3 separate regions of the Mus musculus genome follow, and regions 1 and 3 are each linked to region 2. Evidence: chromatin loops called from intact Hi-C (ENCODE). Cell type or tissue: left cerebral cortex. All regions are shown on one strand. Each heading gives the region's core, and the rest is flanking DNA. Links, peaks and the distances in the headings are about the cores only.

Region 1 (6,502 bases), core at 1,063-6,062, 910 kb after region 2:
AGATGGACTAACAAGATTAGATGGGGTAAATAAGGTTGGAGGGGAATATCCATGTGATACACTGGAGATGGGTACAGGGAAGGAGGGGAGGCCACAGCAGGCAATCTGCTACAGAGCTGAGGATGAGACTGGGAGATAAGATTTGGAGGAGAGGAGGGAGAAATGAAGACCTGTAATCAGCCTATTTGCTTCTTTCTTTTACTACTTTCAAAACATTTTATATCATTCTTTCCCAATAAATAGTTTCTGTAAAGCTAAAAATGGCCTTCCCCAAAATTGACAAAACAGATCTATGAGGTGGAAATTTCTGGTTTCTTTGGAGACTCAGTTGTGTCATATGGTATTTTTCTAGAAACTTTCTTATGAGAGGATGTTTGCTTTGCTGAAGCAGGCACCTGAGAGGATGTTTTGCTGAAGAAGACAAGTGAGAGGATGTTTTGCTGAGAACAGACATGTGGTGTTTTTCTGGAAGCTTCCTGGAAAAAGGGGCATGTCATGTTTTGCTAGAGCAGACACATGATGTTTGAGAAGGGTCTAAGTGTAACTCAACAGACAGTGGATGATGCTCTGGCATTTGTTCACCTTGGCACTCTTTGTTTGGTGGTCTTTGTTGGGCATTGTTGACACTTGTTCCCTGATGATCCTGTGGCATTGGTTTGCCTTGCCCTTTTTGCTGATCATCGTTAGTCATTACTTTGTAGAGAGAAGTGCGCCAAAGAACTTCTCATGCTATTGTGGTAGTTTCTCTCCACTTCCTTAGACTCTGGTCAATTGTCACAGCCTCAAGTTTTCTTCTGGAATGAACTGCTGTGGTTTATTCATGAATGGTTATTCATGAATGGTTATTCATGAATGGTTATTGTGAGTGGATCAAGCTACTGCTGCTGATTCATGTGAATTGAACTGCTGATATTCTGACAACAAAACTTGGAATTACCCTCCAAAATATGATTTCTAAACAGTTCCACATCTCCCTTTGCCCTATTAACTTTTCCTTTCCACTACCTTTGGTAGATGGTTCCTTAGAAAGGAAGTTAAAGCATTTAAGAAGCCTTACTAAAGTAGGTTTTGAAAAACTTAAGCCTACAGATCTATCTATACAATCCCATTCCTTGGCATGGCGGAGTAGCTAAAAAGTCACAAGGTTTTCTGCACAAACTGTCATCCTTCCTACTGTCATCCTTTCATGTTGATCCTGTATGTCACTAACTCCCTTTCTTCTGCAAAGACTGGCAATGGAGTCCTGTGGGTTGAGTCCATTCCAGGGCAACCTCACTTGTGAACTAATGTGTGTGACTTACATTTCCAGTGACTGTCTATGGGGCTCTCATGTCATTCAAATGAGCTTTGTTCCATCTTTATTTTAAAGTTCTTCAAAAACAGAAAAAAAATGCTTTTGTTTCAGTAATAATTTGGCACACAATCACATACAATATGTTTTGCCATATGAGCTGTCAGAATGTCAATTCAGAAATATTTCTTTCTTATTCTTAAGGATCTGAAAGGTTCTGTCTTCTCTGCAATGGCTGAAATAAAAAAGGCCAGTTTCTTTGATAAAAGATCAGTTCCTTGAAAAAAATTTTATATATAAAATGTATATTGAACACATTTACTTCTTACTTTCCATCCAATTCCCCCAGGATTCTCTGTCACATCTGCCTCCCAACTTAATGTCCTCCTTTATTTACTTATTCTAACCAATTGAGTTTAGTTACTGTTGCTTATGTGCACACTTCTGTGGGGTCAGCCATTTGATCATAAGGAACCTACAAGTGGCTAATGAAAAGTGACTGTTAGCCACAACCAATTTCCAATGGCTCCTCAGCTGGCTGGTGACTTAGGATTCTCTTCTCACTACATGTTGGAATTTATAACCAGATTAATATTATGCAGGCTTTGTGTAGGTAACCACAGATGCTCTGTGATCATGTATGCAAAGGAAATATCATATCCAGACAACAGCATTTCACAGCACTCCTCTCCCATCCTCTGGCTCCTACATTCTTCACTGGGCCTTGTCTGATAGGGAATTGATGTAGATGACACATCTAAGACTGAACACTCAGAATCACTTATTATTAAGAGAATGCCCAGTAATGTTCTGTATGAAACATTACTCACTATAGCAAGATTTCTGGCCTAAGTCAGGAACTCACAAATACATGGACATAAACATAATCACTTAGCAGGCATCTCTACAATGTATTCATTTAGAAAAATGGTATCAATATGTTCTCCCCTAGAGCCTATGACTAGCCATAGGTTTGGACCATGTTTCCAGTTTGAGACATGCATTATTTAGTGTGGAACAGTTCTTAAATCCAACTCAGATAGTGTTGGTAATGCTCACAGTCTTGATTCTACCACAACAGTGAACACATCTTGCCTGGCAGGTCAGTAATTGTCACATGCAGCATCTAGTACAGGATAATACCATTGATGTCTTTTCCCTCTCAGTAGCCTGAGTAGCATCTTTCAGAAGCAAGAGTTTCCCAGTCAACTCACTATTGACTTCTGTGTGTCCTGCATCAGAGTGTGTAGTGTCTACAGAAACAGAATAACTCTTGCAATCTATTTGTGGTGAATAACCAACAGCAACTGTGGTAACCTGTGGCATTTCAGTTGCCCCTAGGATATGCTTGGCCAATAACTTGTAGGTAGAAACTGTGGTAAGAGCATATTCTAACTTCCCCTCTTAGACTTACTGTGGGGTTTATTTCTGTTATACTCTCACCTTATAGGTACCAATTTCCTTGCCTTTTCTTTGCTTCTCCCTCTTGCCTTCCCTCCTCATTTTGCTTTGTTTTGCTGTTTGTTTTCCCCATCCACTCTGGTAGTTTCAGCTTTCTATAATGCTGCAGGCCTTTTAGAAACCGCAAGAATGAAAAGTTATCAGAGATAACATTTTAACCATGGTTGCTGGTAACTTGAAGATAGTTAAGAAATATTTATTGAGCCATCATTATCATAATCACCACACTAGGGCCAAATCTGTGTATTTTTCCTTTTCACAGAAAAATAGTTATCTTTGTAAATGGACAGAGCTATGATAGTTGGCATATTAATTATCTCTTTCCATGGGTAGGAAGCAACAGACTTGTTTTGTAGAACAAAAGAAAGAAAATTCCTCTGGGGACTTGTTCTACATAGAGCTCCTAAGCTGAGAAAGAAACTTTCTGGGTTTTTGTTGTTGTTGATTTGTTTTGTTTCTGAAATCCCTAAAGTTTTGCTGCTAGGAACCTAGGCAGAACAGACTACAGCACCCAAGATACTGTTAGGTTAATATAAGAATCTCATTTTGGCAACTTGATGTTTAAAAAATAGTATGTTTCTACAAGTTTCCCTTTTAATAAAGAGAGAACAATGCCACAAATGGAGAAGGAAACAAAGAGGAAAGGAAGAAAGATGTTCAAATGGAACAAGAGGGGGAGGATAAAAGGAAGAAAGAAGAAACGGAAGGAAGAGAAGAAAGAAACAGACAGAGAGAGAGAGAGAGAGAGAGAGAGAGAGAGAGGGAGGGTGGAAGGAAGGAAGGAAGGAAGGAAGGAAGGAAGGAAGGAAGGAAGGAAGGAAGGAAGGTGAAGAAAGGGTGGGAGAGACAGAAGGAGGGAAGAAGGAGAGAGGGAGGAGCAAGGGAGAGTGGGAATATATTGTTCTGGGTTTAAGGTTGAAGAAGGAACACAATGTATGCTTCTAATTGTGTTCCCATGGCTCCACCTGCTGGCAGAAACTTTATGATTCGCAGTGACAAGCACTTCAGAGCACAGCAGTGTAGATGCAGGCTGAGGCAAGCCCGGAAGTCACATTCTTCCAAACAAACTTAGCTCACTCTGTTCTGAATGTGGGAATGAACTACCAAGTTTGAGATGTGAGAATCTATACATTTCTGTTGGTTTTAGCTGCATTAAAGCACTTTGTATTGTTAACACGTGGTCACTTTTTAATTTATTAAGACAACACAGACTAGAGATCATATAAAAGTAAATTTTATTGGAATCCATTACCAGTAACCACAAACATAATATCTCTATAGATTATAGATTGTATAGAGGAATTTTTATTAGATAACCATCTAAATAAGCATTTCTATCTATTCACGGAGACCTGTCAAAAACAGGTGAGGAGAGGAAAGAAAGATGGGGAGAGAGGGAGAAAAGAGGACAGGAGACAGGAGAGGAGAGGAGAGGAGAGGAGAGGAGAGGAGAGGAGAGGAGAGGAGAGGAGAGGAGAGGAGAGGAGAGGAGAGGGGAGGGGAGGAGCTCTCGTTTAACTATGAGAGAATGTCTGGAATGTCTTCCTCATACTTCTGGCTCTGAAAGGTAGAAAGGAATATACAGTAGGCTCATATGTGGCATCTCTCCGGTTGTGTTTCCCTGATTTTACATTAGTGGAATAACTATTAAAACATTTCTCTTTAACCTTTTTATGATCCTCTTACTATTTACATTTGACAATTACTGAGTTCTTATCTAGAATAGAGATAGACTAGACCGATACACTACTTATTGACACATTTATTTTTGTTCTTGCACATTTTTAATGGAACAAGAACTACAACTTACATACCAATTTTCTGGAAAAAAATACCTGTGCCAACAATACTCAAGCAATGACCATGGTAAAACCCAAATAATTATTTGGGAGTGAACAAATTTTATTGAAAACTTGTTAATAGGTGAATAAATAACCCGACAAAGAAAGGGATTTTGAAAAGTTGAAGCACAGTTTAAAATTGCTAGATGTTCCTAGAAATGAGCATCAGTCAATGAAACATAAGCTATACTCTGTGAACAGATTAAAATCCAGGAGAGAAGAAATACAATATGCATGGTACTTGATGTAAGCTCGGTTTTCATCACAGAATATGAAACTTGTGAAGCAGGAACTGATGATCTGGGATACTTGCCTGCTCCACCACTCAAGCACTATGTGGTGTGAACCCAGTTTGCATGCACAGTTGGGTGTGGCAGTCCATGCTATAGTAACCCACACTTGGCCCAGCATATTATTACATAGGATACTTCTACCTCAAAAGATTTCTTGTATTTAGAAACCCACACATGCCTCTTTTTTGACCTAGACTTTATTGGGATACGAAATCAATTTCCTAGATAAGGTGGCACATGTTTGCAGCTTGTATTGCATGGGTATTAGAGAGATTGAAACCACAAGAAGAAACAGTGGCTTTTGAAAACAGTGCAACTAGCCAGGTACTATACTTTGGTAAATAAAAAATAAACTGTTTTAGATGAACATAATTTTCTGAAAATCAGCTTAGGGGACACAGTAGCAGGTGGTGATTAATATTCTCACCACCCAGCTCCATGACTAAGGCAGACTTGCCGATGTTGTAGCTCATGGTACCCTGCAAGTCAAAAGAAATGTCTCCAGACTGACACTAGACCCAATAGGGTACAGCTGGATGACAGGAGAGTGCTCATCCTTGGGGACACCTGGGGACAGCACACGTTCCTTAGGTGAGGTAAAAGACCCTCCATAATATCAATAACACAGACAGTGGAAATAATTGCAAATAATGACTTGATGAGCATGCTTGGAGACAATTAAAAGCATAGATTCTGAGGCCAGAAATATCAGGACTTTAAAAAATATTCTTTGTTTTTCGTTTATTAGGTTTTTTTTATTTCCAAACTGCACAACACAGGCAAGTATATAAGCTTTTTAATCCTATGTTCCAATATATAAAATAGAATTGCTCATGTAACTTATGTAAAATAAATGAATTAATGCATACTAATAATTTAGGACATGCTTGGCAAGGACTAGTGCTCATTAAATGGAACTTGGATTTTTCCATGTTTCTTTATTGCTTGTTTATTTGCACATCAGAGAATCTAATAATTTACAGTGCAGAAGTGAACAAATTAAGCAAGAACCTACTGACATTACAGTGTGGTTTGGGAAGATAATCAATACATAATAATGGTAAGCAATGATTTTGGCCTGAAATACACGCAGAAATAGTATAGAAATCCATGGGAGGACACCAATGTGTCCAAAGGGACCAGGAGAGGTTGTGGTAAAGATGTAAAAGTAATTAGAGACTTGGAAGAGGTAAAGGAAGAGAGAAAGCTAAGTAATGGGAAGACATTGCAGGTATACAAATGCACTCAAAGTGAGAAAATGCTTGACACCCTCACAGGCAGATATATGGCTATTGAACATGTAACTAACTTGGGGTGGGTAGTTTTGGTGTGGGCAGTAGGGAGAATCCAGATTCAGCACATTATTTTATGGTAACATATTTAGAGAGGAAATGGCAAGAATAGCTTAATTTTCAAAGACTGGCTGGTTTATTTAACCTCTAATAAATTTGAAATTAGCAAGCTAGTTAGAAAATTTTTTTAATAGGCAAAAGACAGTTTGGAGTAAGAAGATGATGGCAGACACGGAGGCAAATAGACTTGAAGACCAAGACTTGAAGACCAACTTGACTGCTAGCCAGAAGACTGGAAGGAGGAAAAGAGCTTAGTCTTGGAAA
Region 2 (6,502 bases), core at 963-5,962:
AGCTGATCTTTGATGTGCCCCCTTCCCCTTCTTTTCATCCCTTCTATTTTCTGCTGTGGTTTGTTTTGTTAATCTTGATCATTAGACTGATATAAGATAAAATCTCAAAGTACTTTTAATTAATATTTTCATGATTGGTGTAGATAATGAAAAGTTCTAAGTGCTTGTCTTAGTTACTCCTCTGCTGGTGTTTCAAAGCACCATGAGCAAGGGAACTTACAGAAGAAAGCATTGGTTGGGAACTTATAGTTTCAGGGGGTGAGTTCAGGAATATCAGGAATATCATGTTTGCACTGCAGCAAACAGGCAGACTGGTACTGTAACAGTAGCTTAGAGTTTACATCTGATTTAAAAGTGTGTGTGTGTGTGTGTGTGAGAGAGAGAGAGAGAGAGAGAGAGAGAGAGAGAGAGAAGGAGAGAAGGAGAGAGAGAGAGAGAGAGAGAGAGAGAGAGAGAGAGAGAGAGAACTGAGAGTGGGGTACCCGTGGCACTGGCCACATATGTGGCAAAGAATAGCCTTGTTAGACATCAATGAGAGGAGAGGTCCTTGGGCCCGAGGGTGTTCAGTGCCCCAGTGTAGGGAATGCCAGGGCAGGGAGGCAAGAGTGGGTGGATGGGTGCACACCCTCATAGAGGCAGAGGGAGGGGTGTGGGATAGGAAATTCTGAAGGGGAGACCTGGAAACGGGAAAACATTTGAAATGTAAATAAAGAAAATATCCAAGAAAAAAAGAAAAAATAATTACAAAGCCTACTTCTAGTGATATACCTCCATGTCCTCCCACAAGGCTACACTTCCCATTCCTTCCCCAACAGTTCCACCAACTGCAGACCAAGAATTAAGATATATGAAACTATGGGGCAATTCAAAACACAGTAGTATTTCTCAGTTGTTTTGGCTTTATAGGTAAAAATATGTAGTTATGGGAAATTGGAGTACAGCTCAGAGGTTGAGAGTCCTTGTTGCTATTTCAGGGGATCTGCGCTACATGTTCAAAGATGTCTCTGGTGTCTTTGGACATCTATATTCATGCTTGTCTGTTCACATGTAGACACACACACAGATAGACACACACATCACACACAGAGACATTTTACACTACATGTTATTAAAAAATAGAAAAAGAGTATTATTTTTTAAATCTAGAGCAAAATATTCCAAATCCATGTTGCAAAGAAGAAGTGAGGCTCTTAAGAGATGTGCTTTCCATGGTCTTGGAATTCACAGCTTTCAAAATGAATTCATAGCAAGTAGAAACATGGGCTCAATATAATCTCAACTTGTTATAAATTTCCCAGTGTACAATATTAAGTTATAGTAACAGAAAACACTCTGCCACAGGGAGTAGTTGAATTCAAAGCTTGAGGATATTAGTACATCTTTTAAAATGATAAGTCAAGTGCTGAAAAAGTCAACTTAAGAATAAAATGAAGCCTTTGTTTTGTTGTTTCTGACAAATCACTATTTCTCTATTTCCCTTACCTCTTTCGACAGAAATAATCATTTTCAGGAAAGATTGTTTTTTTTTTTGTATGTGTCACATTTCAAAATTTTTCCTTTTATTGAAAAAACATAATTTTCTCTTATATAATGTATCCTGACTATGGTTTCACCTCCATTCCTCCCAGTTTCTTCCCATCAGCCCTCCCATCTAGATTTATTACAAAACAGACAGGTATCTAAGGGATACAAATATAAAAATATAATATTTAATATGCTGGAAGAGAAACAAACAAACAAACAGAAGGGAAATTGCCAAAGAGAAGGCACAAGAATCAGAGACCCACTCATTCCCTCACTCAGGAATCCCCTAGAAATACTAAACTGGAATTCATTTATATATGCAAACGACCTGTAGGGCAAAAGATAAAAAAGAAAAATATCTAAATAAAATAAAATAAAAATGATAGATAAAATATCTGATTAATTCCTGTTGTCTACTCATTCTGGGTTCATACGTTTTGTTTTAGAGCTTTCAAGTGTGCTGTTAAATTGCTAGTATACAATATCTCTAGTCTTCTTTATCTGAACAGACAAAAATACTTATTACTTATTTATTGGCTTTTAAAATAAATTTATTTCTTCCCTTTATAAAAATATCACCATTCCTCTCTTCCCATTAGCCCATCATGCAAGTCCTTCTCCTATTCCCCACCCCACCCCCTTCTTCTTCTTGTCACATCAAGTCTCTGTGGGATTAGGTACATCCTCTCCAACTGAGGCCAGACAAGACTGTCCATTTAGCAGTGTGTGGGGGTGGGGGTGAGGGTGGGAGTCAACAGGCAGGCAGGCAAAAGGTTCAGGCACAGCTCCTGCTCCAGTTGCATGAAGACCAATCTGCTCATCTGCTACACATGTGCGGGGGCCGAGTTCCAGCCCATGCTTGATCTTTGGTTCAGTCTCTGGGAGCCCCCAAGTATCCAGATTAGTTGATTCTGTTGGTTTTCTTGTGGAGTTCCTGCCCTCTTTAGGTCCCTCAATCTTTCTTTCAACTCTCCCACAAGACTCCCCGAGGTCAATCTAATGTTTCTGGTGTTTTTATTGCTGATAAAATCCAGCTTTAATCCGTGGTGGTCAGATGGGACACAGAGTAATAATTCAGGGTGGATTTTGTTGTTGTTGTTTTTATCTGTTGAGACTTGATTGTGTCTAAGAATGTGGTCAATTTTGAAGAAATTTCCATGAATATGTGGTGTCCTTCCATATTTCCATAGTTGAGATTTGAAGTGTATTTTGTCAGATATTAAAAATAGCTATGCTAGCTTGCTTCTTATGTTTATTTGCTTGGATATCCTATTTTTTTTAATTCTGAGGTGTTGATATCTATCCTTGATACTAAGATGTTTTTGAGGCAGAAAAGGATGGATCTTATTTTCTAATCCATTCTGTTAGTTTGTGTTTTTTTATTGAGGAGTTGAGAGGTGCTAAGAGATATCAATGAGGAGTGGGGTTTTTAAAAATAATTTTTTGTGTGTATGTACACTTGTGTGTGTGTGTGTGTTTCTCTTTCTTGATTGATGTGGTCTGGGATTATTTATTTCTGTGTTTTCTTGGATAGGGTTTCTCTGAGGAGCCTTTGTAATCCTGGAACTTGTACTGTAGGCCAGGCTGACCATGAGCTTATATATATTTCCTTGCCTCTGCCTCCCACGTGCTGGAATTAAAGGCAAGCACCACCACCTCCCAATGTGTCACATATTTTAAAACAATTATTTTATTCGTAATGATGTGCCTGGGGAGGTTTCAGTGGTGGGCATATCACTGCAGTACCCACATAATCCACAAGAGGGCAACAGATCCCAAAGAATTGGAGTTACAGGCTGTAATGAACAAATTTCTCCTGGGTTATACAAACTAGAGCCCTCTGTAAAAGCATTATTGTGTTTTTACTTATAGAACCATCGGTTCAAACCAGGTAGGTCATGCTGCCACTTGGTAAAGAGATTCCTGCCTTCTGACAGTTAAAGATGTAAATCCAAGGGAGTGATGAATCCTTCCTTCCAAGACTGCAATATTGACAGACTATGAACTGTTTTCTGATCAACAGGTTCAACATTTGTTACAGTTTGAAGGGATCTTAGAAGTGATTTAATCCTACAGATACAGGTGCAATTCTTTTCCTGTATAAGGCACATTGGGGCTGTGGATGATACACAAGAAGGCTGCATCTTACTCTCCTCTGCCTGCAGTCCTCTACACAGGATGTATTATAAGCTTTTTTTTTTCCCTTGAGAAAATTACCCCAGGGTTTTAATATGTTTAAAGAGCTATGGATCATTTACTTAGGAAAATCTATTAAAAACTAGAATCTATACAGTGAATCTAAGTATTCTTATACATCAATGACACAACTAAAACTTTATTATTTTATATCATTTCTATTAAAAACAATTGGAATTTTTAACTTACTTTATGTATTTATTTACTCATTCTTTTATAGCACTTACTACCAAAATCTAGGACCTCACAAGGCAGAGAAGTACTCTAATGACAAGCTCCTTACACTGCTACATTTTCAGATTTTTAAGATAGGGTCTCATCAAATGAAAAACAGTTCTTGGCCTTGCAATTCCCCTGCCTCAACTTCTCCCATGTCGTCAAGCCTGACTTTACGTTTACTCTGATGTGCCAAAGAGTTGGTCAGCCTTAGAAAATATGAATGATGGTTATAGGTTAGGGGATTGAAGAACTGTATGTTTTGGTTGCAGAATATCCAGTACAGGAAATGTAGGTTGGCACATTCTGAACACGAGTGTTTGTTTAGCATTGACTGTGGTGGTGTCTTCTATTGCTGCTGTTGGTTTTCTATGAACAATATGTATTAGTTCAACCACATGGTGGAGCCATTTCACAGTTATTCAAGAAAAGGAACTGAAGAGAACACCAACTAACACAATGTTTTTCCTTGTAAAGTGATTCAGCCCAGGACTGTTAATCCAATTTTCAGATAACTCACCTGACCAATGTCACTTTCAATCCCATGTCAGAGATAAAATCACCACCACTATGGAATTGCTGGTGAAGAGCTAGGGTAGGCATTTCTTATGCTGGTGGAATATGGAAAAAGAATGTAGAATGTGTTAATCAAAGTCAGATGATCTTGGTGGTAGGTAGAGAGCACACTGCAACAGTCTTTTGGGTCACTTGGCACACTGACTCCAGATGTGGAACATTTGTTATATAGATGCTGAACTGTGTGTGGCTACAATGCCTCTGAGGGAGGAGCAGTCAGAAACAATAGTTATCCCCATTTTCACGTTTTCTCACATCATGGTTAAGCCAACGAACAGGGACTGAACAAAGAGAGCATAGGGTAAATGAGCCCCAGTGTTAATGTGTTGGGGAAGTAAGTTATGAATGCCACTCTTCCCTTTCTCCTCCGAATAGATGATTCCCATTTACTTTGTCTTTTACCTTCCTATCTCTAGCCACCATCCTTCCAGAGTTGACTTTCTATCTCAAAAATACTGATAGACTGCTTCCCCACCCACAGCCGCTTGTTGATATCTCAAATGTTCAGCTGCACCATCCTGTCTCATCTTTACACAGCTGCTCATATTTTTGAAAAGAAGATGGACACTCCTCCACTACCGGTGAGAATTCAAACTTGGACAACCACTTTGGAAATCAATTTGGTGGTTTCTCAGAAAACTGGGAATAACTCTACCTCAAGATCCAGTTATACCACTCCTGAGCATATATCCAAAAGATGCTCCATCATCCCACAAGGACACTTGCTCAACTATATTCATAGCAGTTTAATTCATATTAGTCACAAATAGGAAACAACAAAATGTTCCTCAACTGAGGAATAGATAAAGAAAATGTGGTACATTTACACACTGTAATATGACTCTACTCCCCAAAACAAAGACCTCATTAAATTTGCAGGCAAATGGATGGAGCTAGAAAATATCTTCTTGAGTGAGGTAACCCAGAACATGCATGGTGTACTGGCTAGTTTTGTGTCAACTTGACACAGTTGGAGTTATCACAGAGAAAGGAGCTTCAGTTGAGGAAATGCCTTCATGAGATCCAACTGTAAGGCATTTTCTCAATTAGTGATCAAGGGGGAAAGGCCCCTTGTGGGTGGTGCCATCTCTGGGCTGGTAGTCTTGGTTCTATAAGAAAGCAGGCTGAGCAAGCCAGGTGAGGCAAGCCAGTAAAGAACATCCTTCCATGGCCTCTGCATCAGCTCCTGCTTCCTGACCTGCTTGAGTTCCAGTCCTGACTTCCTTGGTGATGAACAGCAGTATGGAAGTGTAAGCCGAATAAACCCTTTCCTCCCCAACTTGCTTCTTGGTCATGATGTTTGTGCAGGAATAGAAACCCTGACTAAGACAAATTGGTACCAGCAGAGTGGGGTATTCCTGTGACAACCTGACCATGTTTTGGGGAGGACTGTGGAAGGACTTTGGAACTTTGGGCTTGAAGATCCATCTGTTGTTAAGAGTTCTGTCAGATGTTGTGTAGGAGCTTGGAAGATAATGTTGAGAACACTGCAGAAGATGGAGGTCTGGTTTGTGAAATTTCAGAGGGAAAATTAAAGACTCTTTTCAGGGCCATTGCTGTTTTGATTGTGAAGATTCTGTAGTTCTGGTTAGCTGGGGCTGAAGAATCAGCTGTGATTAACAAGATACCAGAACTACCAAAGCAAAAACTTTGCATTACTGGGACTATTGATGCTGGTTAGCTGGAGCTAAGAAATTAGCGGTGATTAAGAAGAGACCAGCATCATTGAGGTGACATCTTCTGGGAAGTGTTTTCTGAAAGCACAAAGAGGCTGTGTTCCAGAGATGGCCAAGGTTGTACTCCTGCTGCAGCAGGACTTGGTAATATGTAAGGGTCACCCAGGTGGTACTGGTTTTGAAGGCATGAAGGGGTCATGAAAAGCAGCTGAGGCTCGGCACTGTGAGAGGCCATTGGTGAAGGTGCAGCCTCAGTTGCAATTGAAGGCCCAGGACTGAAGGGGTCATGCAGCGTTTTGGAGATGCCAGTACTG
Region 3 (6,502 bases), core at 908-5,907, 160 kb after region 2:
TTAATGGAGCTGTTCTTTGCTTCCCTTTTGAGAATTAGAACTGTCTTCAGCAAGCCCCCTCTAGTGTCTGAAGGATGCAACAGCTCACTGAAGATGACTGTGTGTGTGTGTGTGTGTGTGTGTGTGTGAGAGAGAGAGAGAGAGAGAGAGAGAGAGAGAGAGAGAGAGAGACCTAATTAAGGTTATTTATTTTACATCCAGATCCCCTCTGTCCTCTCCTGCTGGTCCCTTCCTCTCACATCCCCTCCCCCACCTCTCATCCTCTTCTCCTCAGAGAAGGAAGGGGAGGCCTCCCATGGATAGCCACCTGTCCTGATATCTTCTGAGTTGGGAATTTCATTCTTCTGAGGAAAATCCTCCAACACAAACCCATCCTAACACTTGTCTTACGTTTGTCTGCCTCAACGTGATAAAACTTAGTTCCATGCATTTGTATCTTATTGTTTTGACGGATGATAAAGTCCCTTTTTCTTCCCTTTGTGCCAGTTTTTGACCTCCCTAGCTGTTCACACAGCTACGTTTATCTATCAGTGGTTGCACTATCTTCTACTTTACAGAGAAAACTAAACTTATCAAGTAAGCTCTTCAGCTTTCTCCTAAAATATGTCACTTCAAATGTCTTCCCATACCTTGTCATATAGCTTTACATGTAACATCCCCAACCCATTAGATTCTGATTTAAATATGGAACACCTCCTAGGACTCTTTTCTTAAAGCTTAGGCTAATATTTTAGGGAATTCTGGAAACTTTAGGGTTTGGTTTCTACTTGGATGAAAGTAAGTCAGTGAGATCAAGTCCTCTTGGGATTGTCCCTCTGGCTCCTTCCTGTCTTACTTTTATCTCTGTTTCTATCATTGTGCTGAACAGCCCTTTCCTGTCATAATATCCTTAGTCATGATGTTCTGTCCAAGCTTGGGGAACATATGACCATAAGATGAATTCTCTGAAGATGTGTTAATAAATAAAACTTTCCACCATTACATGTTCAATCAGGTATTTGGGTCAAAGTGGTAAGAAAATACTAGGGCAATCTTCATGGTGACCTGCTTCATTAATAATTCTTAACTTGATACATTGTAGCCACGATTATGAGACCCAGTTTTTACACACTGATTTATTTTTTGAAAACGCAATATATAAATTTAATTTTGTTCCTAAACAAACCTCAGAAAAGTTTTAGCAAAAATTGACAGTGAAATTAATAAATTGAAAATGAACCTGCCTGGAAAAGTGGTTAGAGTGTATACCTCTAGCAATACAGTAATCATGACATGTGATACTGTAGAATACAAGAAGAGAACGGAATAAAACATCCAAAAGACTTATTCAGAATATGATCACATAACTAATATGCACGGGGACATGGCAGCAGGCTACAGATAATTATCATGAAGCATACTGGAACAATTTGACTCTGTTGACAAAGATAAATCTTAACCTCTGTTTCGGGAAACAGAAAGTTGGTACACAGTTACTAAATGTATGGGGAATTTTTCTAAGCAATATAAGAAAATTATTAAAGATCCACTTCCAAGAAAGGAAGTGGGCTAGAGCAGGGAGAAAGACAGGCAGCTCAACCACACTACTAGGTAAAGCATAGAAATATTGTGTCTGCCTCATTTACATCATAGCTTTTTATATACAAGCTCTACATGTTATGCATTATTTTACATATGACTTCATACATCATGTATCTTATTAGCATCTTAAATCTCAGTCTAGTTATGCATCTTAGTATCACAGTGATAGGTTCCTTGCAGACAATTTGGATCATCAGTACACTTTCCTCTTTGACAGATTTTGTTATATTTTTATTAGGATATACTAATTTTATATAAATATGTCATACTGTACCTCACTATTGTATTCACCCAATATTTTTGCTTAGCACCCAATGGCAGTGACAATTGCCTATATTGTTTTAGGGGCCTCTGAAGACATACATAGGAAGAAATTCCAATTTATGAGATAAAACAATAAGAACTTCCGAGAAAGAAAACTGTGATTTTGAAACAGCTAAACAAATTAAATACAGGACAATAAGTGATATGAAGAAAATATTCTTTGAACCACTTTAAAATTGTATTGCCCAATATCAAAACATCCTAATGAGATTATAAAGGCAACACAGAGTATAAGTGAAAATGTGGTCTTGCTTATTTCAAAATAATTAATAAGGTTTTAACAGTTTTAATGTAAGGTAGTTCAATTTGACTTTTCATTAAATATTTAATTATTTTCACATAATGTATGAAGGCTTGTTAAGTATGCCTAAGAATCTTTAGAAATAGTATTTCTTTTAGTCTTCAAAACAGAAAGCGTGTGGGAATAAAGGATTTTAGAGATGAAGAAGTCAAGGCACAGGAGAACTTAGTAGCCCACATGCTTGCTTCTAACAGGAGATGATTTTGTTTTAAGACCAAGCTTTCATCCAATTTATAATTCTCCCTCCATTCTGCATCCTTCAACTTAACACACAGATAGATGAAATTATGTGTTCTGTGGTGTATTCAGTATATACCAAAAATCTAGGTTATGAATAGAAAGGGGGTAAATGTCATGTTGATTGCAAAGAACCCTTAGGTACTGTAACAAACAGGTCTGAATCTACCTGACTTGAGGAAACTCTGAAGGAAAAGGAAGATGGAAAAAGAAGAACAAGAAAAAGAGGAAGAGGAGGAAGCAGAAGACAAAGAAGAAGACAAAGAATAAGTGGGCATTACCCAGGAAGACCTAGAAAGGAGTGAGCAGAAATTATATAACCTGGAACCCCACCGAGTCAGTCTATCTGTGAAGTGAGAGATCATTGCGTTAAAAATCCTGAAAACTTGTTAAAGAAAGAGCTATAAACAGGACCTGAATATGGATGACACAAACAGAAATGATACCATGGAAGGTAATGTCACACACAGGACTCTAACTCTAGTCAAAGAGCTACAGGCCACTAAGGAATTCTGGGAGGAGAAATAGTCTTTTCCAAGCAAGAGCTGCCCAGTTAGTTATCCAATGCCAAGTGTTCTATATTAACTCAGATATATACAAGCAACATTGTAAAGACTAAGAAGATTGTTTCTTCATCTTTATATTAAATATCTATGTAACAACAATATAGTGGAAGTCAGAGGCCATGCATTTGAGAAGAGGGGTACAGGATAGGCTGAAGGGATAGTGAAATTGTGTAATCGTATTTAAATTTAAAGAAAAACCATGAAAGAGAGAGATAAAGAGTGAGTGAGCTCTGCTCAGAGGGTCTCTGTTACTAAGACAAAACCCACAGTGGTTTCACTAATGCGTCATCTCTGTCATTAAATTATCTCTACATAAATCTCCCAGAGGGAAGGCCAAATAGGGGCACAAGAACATGTAGCCTTTGAACGCTGAGCATCAAATCACCTGCCGTTAGTGGTCTTTCCTTTTGTTTACTTCCTCAAAAATCCGTGTCAACATATCAGTCTATGATTTGTAGAACAAATTTTATCCAAATTTTATCCAAACCAGTGTCTTTGTGCATGTGTTCAAACTTCAAGCTTTGCTTTGGTCTTGCATTTGTAGTCTATGTTAAATTCCACGAGTACACATATGTTTTGCTCATGTTACCTCTTTCTTCAATCTGTGACTAGGTCTTTAAGAACAAATGTACAGAGGAGGGGAGAGAATGTGAGAAGAGAAAGGGAATAGAAGAGGGAGGAAAAAGAAAAATAGAAACGCTGTAAATCAGCCAACATCCCATAGAGGGCAGTATGGTTCAAGTTGTCTTAGTAGGAGACCCTACTTTGCTGTAAAGAATATAATGCACTCAGTATTCCTTTATTACCTGTAGATGTTTATGTAAGGCTACCCAGTACAAAAGGTCAGCTATGAAAGCATACATACAAGTACATTTTAGGGCATATTTATGCAATTAGGAATAAGTGTTTGTGTGCATGCGTGTGTGTGCAACACGGATTTAAAAAAAAAAAAAAGGCCATGAATTCAAAAGAGAGCAAGAAGAGTTACATGGAAGGGTTTTGAGAGAGAAAAAGAAGGGAGAAATTATTTATATTATAATCTCAAAAAATAAAAGAATATTGTTGTCAAATGTACAGAAGTATGAAATAAAATTGTGCTTTCCGGGAAGTGGTAATGGACAAATGCAGTATAATACATTAGAATGTCGGAGTCGGAATTGATCATAAATAATCATTATAAAATCTTTACAGATTTATAAACCTGCATGTGAAATTACGCTCCTAAGCTCAGGCAGCCATTGTGATGTTCTCATCAGCTTGTAGTTGCTGCCAAATCACACAGCTTTCCCTTCTTGTTGTCCCAGGACTGTGTGAGATATTTCTAGCTTGAATTATTTGCATATTTTTAATAATTCTTTGAGATGCTAATTTAATTATCTCATCTCTTCTTTACCTTGCCTGCCTCCACATTCACCATTTTTTGAATTTATAGTCATTTTTTCTCTTTTACATGTTATTTTTAATGGATAAATAAAATTCTTTCATAAGATTAAATGTTATTAATATATCTAGCTTAATTAATTTTTGATGAATTTTAGTGTTATGATTAACACAGTTTAATTTAAATTACATTTTAATTTCTGAATGATTGTGATATGAATTGCAAATGGAAGAGGGGATAAATATTTTTCAATATACAGGTATTTCTATCAACACACCAGTTTTCAAAATTATGCCATGCTAACTTACTCTGTGTGCTCTGGACATTTCTTGATATTCACTTTAGTCTTAATTTGATTTGTCCTGTGAGCAATGGAATCTCATTTGATTCTGTGACATGAGAAAGCATTGTTCAAAAATAATAATCTACAAGTAATCTTTCTAAATTATCCTATTATGGGGATCCATCCCATATGCAGACACCAAACCCAGACATTATTGCAGATGCTAAGAAGTGCTTGCTGACAAGCCTGATATAGCTGTCTCCTGAGAGGCTCTGCCAGAGCCTGACAAATATAGAGATGGATGCTTGCAGCCAACCAATGATTGGCCACGCTGAACGTAAGGTTCCCAATGGAGGAGTTAGAGAAAGGACTAAAGAACCTGAAGGGGTTTGCAACCCATCGGAAGAACAACAATATCAACTAACTAGACCTCCTAGAGCTTCCAGGAACTAAACCACCAACCAAGCAGTACACACGGAGGGACCCATGTCTCCAGCTGCATATGTAGTAGAGGATGGCCTTGTCCGGCTTCAATGGGATTAGAGGCCCTTGAAGGTTTGCTGCCCCAGTATAGGGGAATGCCAGGGCACGGTGACAGGAATAAGTAGAAGGTGGGTGAATACCCTCATAGAAGCAGGGAGAGGGAAGATGGGATAGTGGGAAACCGGGAAAGGGGATAACATTTGAAATGTAAATAAATAAAAATATCCGATGGGGGCTGGCAGGGTTGAGGAACTGAGATGGATTCTAGAAAGTCCATAGAAGGATTACTAAATTATTCATAGTTTTTTCTCTTGATGCCTCTCTTAGTATCGCTAAGTCATTATATAGTTTCAGTTTCTAAAACTAAAGTTTTAGAGGAATTGAAAAAAAAGTATACAAAAACATACCAAATTTTGCCCAAACTGAATCTACCTAATTTCAAAAAATGCTAGCTCCATTTAATATTATCGGCACAATTTGCACAAAAACTTTTTTTTCTTTGTGATTAATTATTTTGCCCACTTTATAATGATGTAAAGACTGAGTTAGATACTATGGATAATTCTAGACTATTAGCTATAATCTACAGATAACATAGACTATTGATTATTAATGATTGGCAAGCACATAAAATGTACAAAATAATATTAATACTATTTTAGAGAAAAAGCAGTAGAGATATGCTTAAGTATGAACACTAAAAGTAAAATAAATAGATAACAGAAAGTGAGCAAGATGATGAATACTAACTTTGCCAAAAAGGCAAAATTACACTAGAAAGAAAAACATGATACATAAATATTTAAAATGAAATAGAAAATGAGGGGAAAGAGGCGAATGAAGGGACCGAGGATGGCTTATGGCAGTGGAGCTAATGCTGTTGACAATTTACCTGTGAACATGTGCCGTTACACATCAGTCAACATCCCTAAAGTGACAACATAAAGTGTGCACCTACACCTGAACCACGGACTCAGTTCTCATGATCCAAAGTCGTTTTGAAAATGTACTACATTTATTCCTAGTATGGCATGTTAGTTAATGGGGGAGGTTGAGGGATGAAAAATCAAATCATAAAATTCCATACTTCCCATTCAACTTTTCTTTAATGCTAAAAGAAGTAAAATAATGCTTACTAATTTTAAAGTGATGTATTTTTCTCTTGTACTGTATACATCATCCATTGGTGTAAACTTGTTAATCATTTAATGTGGTACATTTGTATTCGTTTTTAATATATGAATTGATACTATGTTAACTACAGCTTAAAGTATTAACAGCATCTAGAGACTGCCATATCCAGGGATCCATCCCATAATCAGCTTCCAAATGCTGACACCATTGTA

Evidence for each region. Peaks named below come from ENCODE experiments on the same cell type or tissue, not always from the same donor. Only the 100,000 strongest peaks of a DNase experiment are listed, where the experiment ranks them.
Region 1: a loop joins it to region 2, with 12 times the contacts of the local background. A loop is called at or near these places in 23 of 42 quality-filtered maps.
Region 3: a loop joins it to region 2, with 2.3 times the contacts of the local background. A loop is called at or near these places in 14 of 42 quality-filtered maps.

The regions. Positions count from the first base shown.
Region 1 is chr16:26,231,549-26,238,050 of GRCm38, reverse strand. No RefSeq gene overlaps it. Among named protein-coding and RNA genes, the nearest start is that of Gm41436, 17 kb to the left of the region's middle. In left cerebral cortex, for the core only: a CTCF peak has its summit at 3,725 (motif pointing left); a DNase peak (open chromatin) is centred at 3,724.
Region 2 is chr16:27,137,038-27,143,539 of GRCm38, reverse strand. No RefSeq gene overlaps it. Among named protein-coding and RNA genes, the nearest start is that of Gmnc, 150 kb to the right of the region's middle. In left cerebral cortex, for the core only: CTCF peaks have their summits at 3,286 (motif pointing right) and 4,334 (motif pointing right); DNase peaks (open chromatin) are centred at 3,287 and 4,334.
Region 3 is chr16:26,979,542-26,986,043 of GRCm38, reverse strand. All of the region lies in intron 2 of Gmnc (geminin coiled-coil domain containing), which reads left to right. Among named protein-coding and RNA genes, the nearest start is that of Gmnc, 8.9 kb to the left of the region's middle. In left cerebral cortex, for the core only: a CTCF peak has its summit at 3,733; a DNase peak (open chromatin) is centred at 3,723.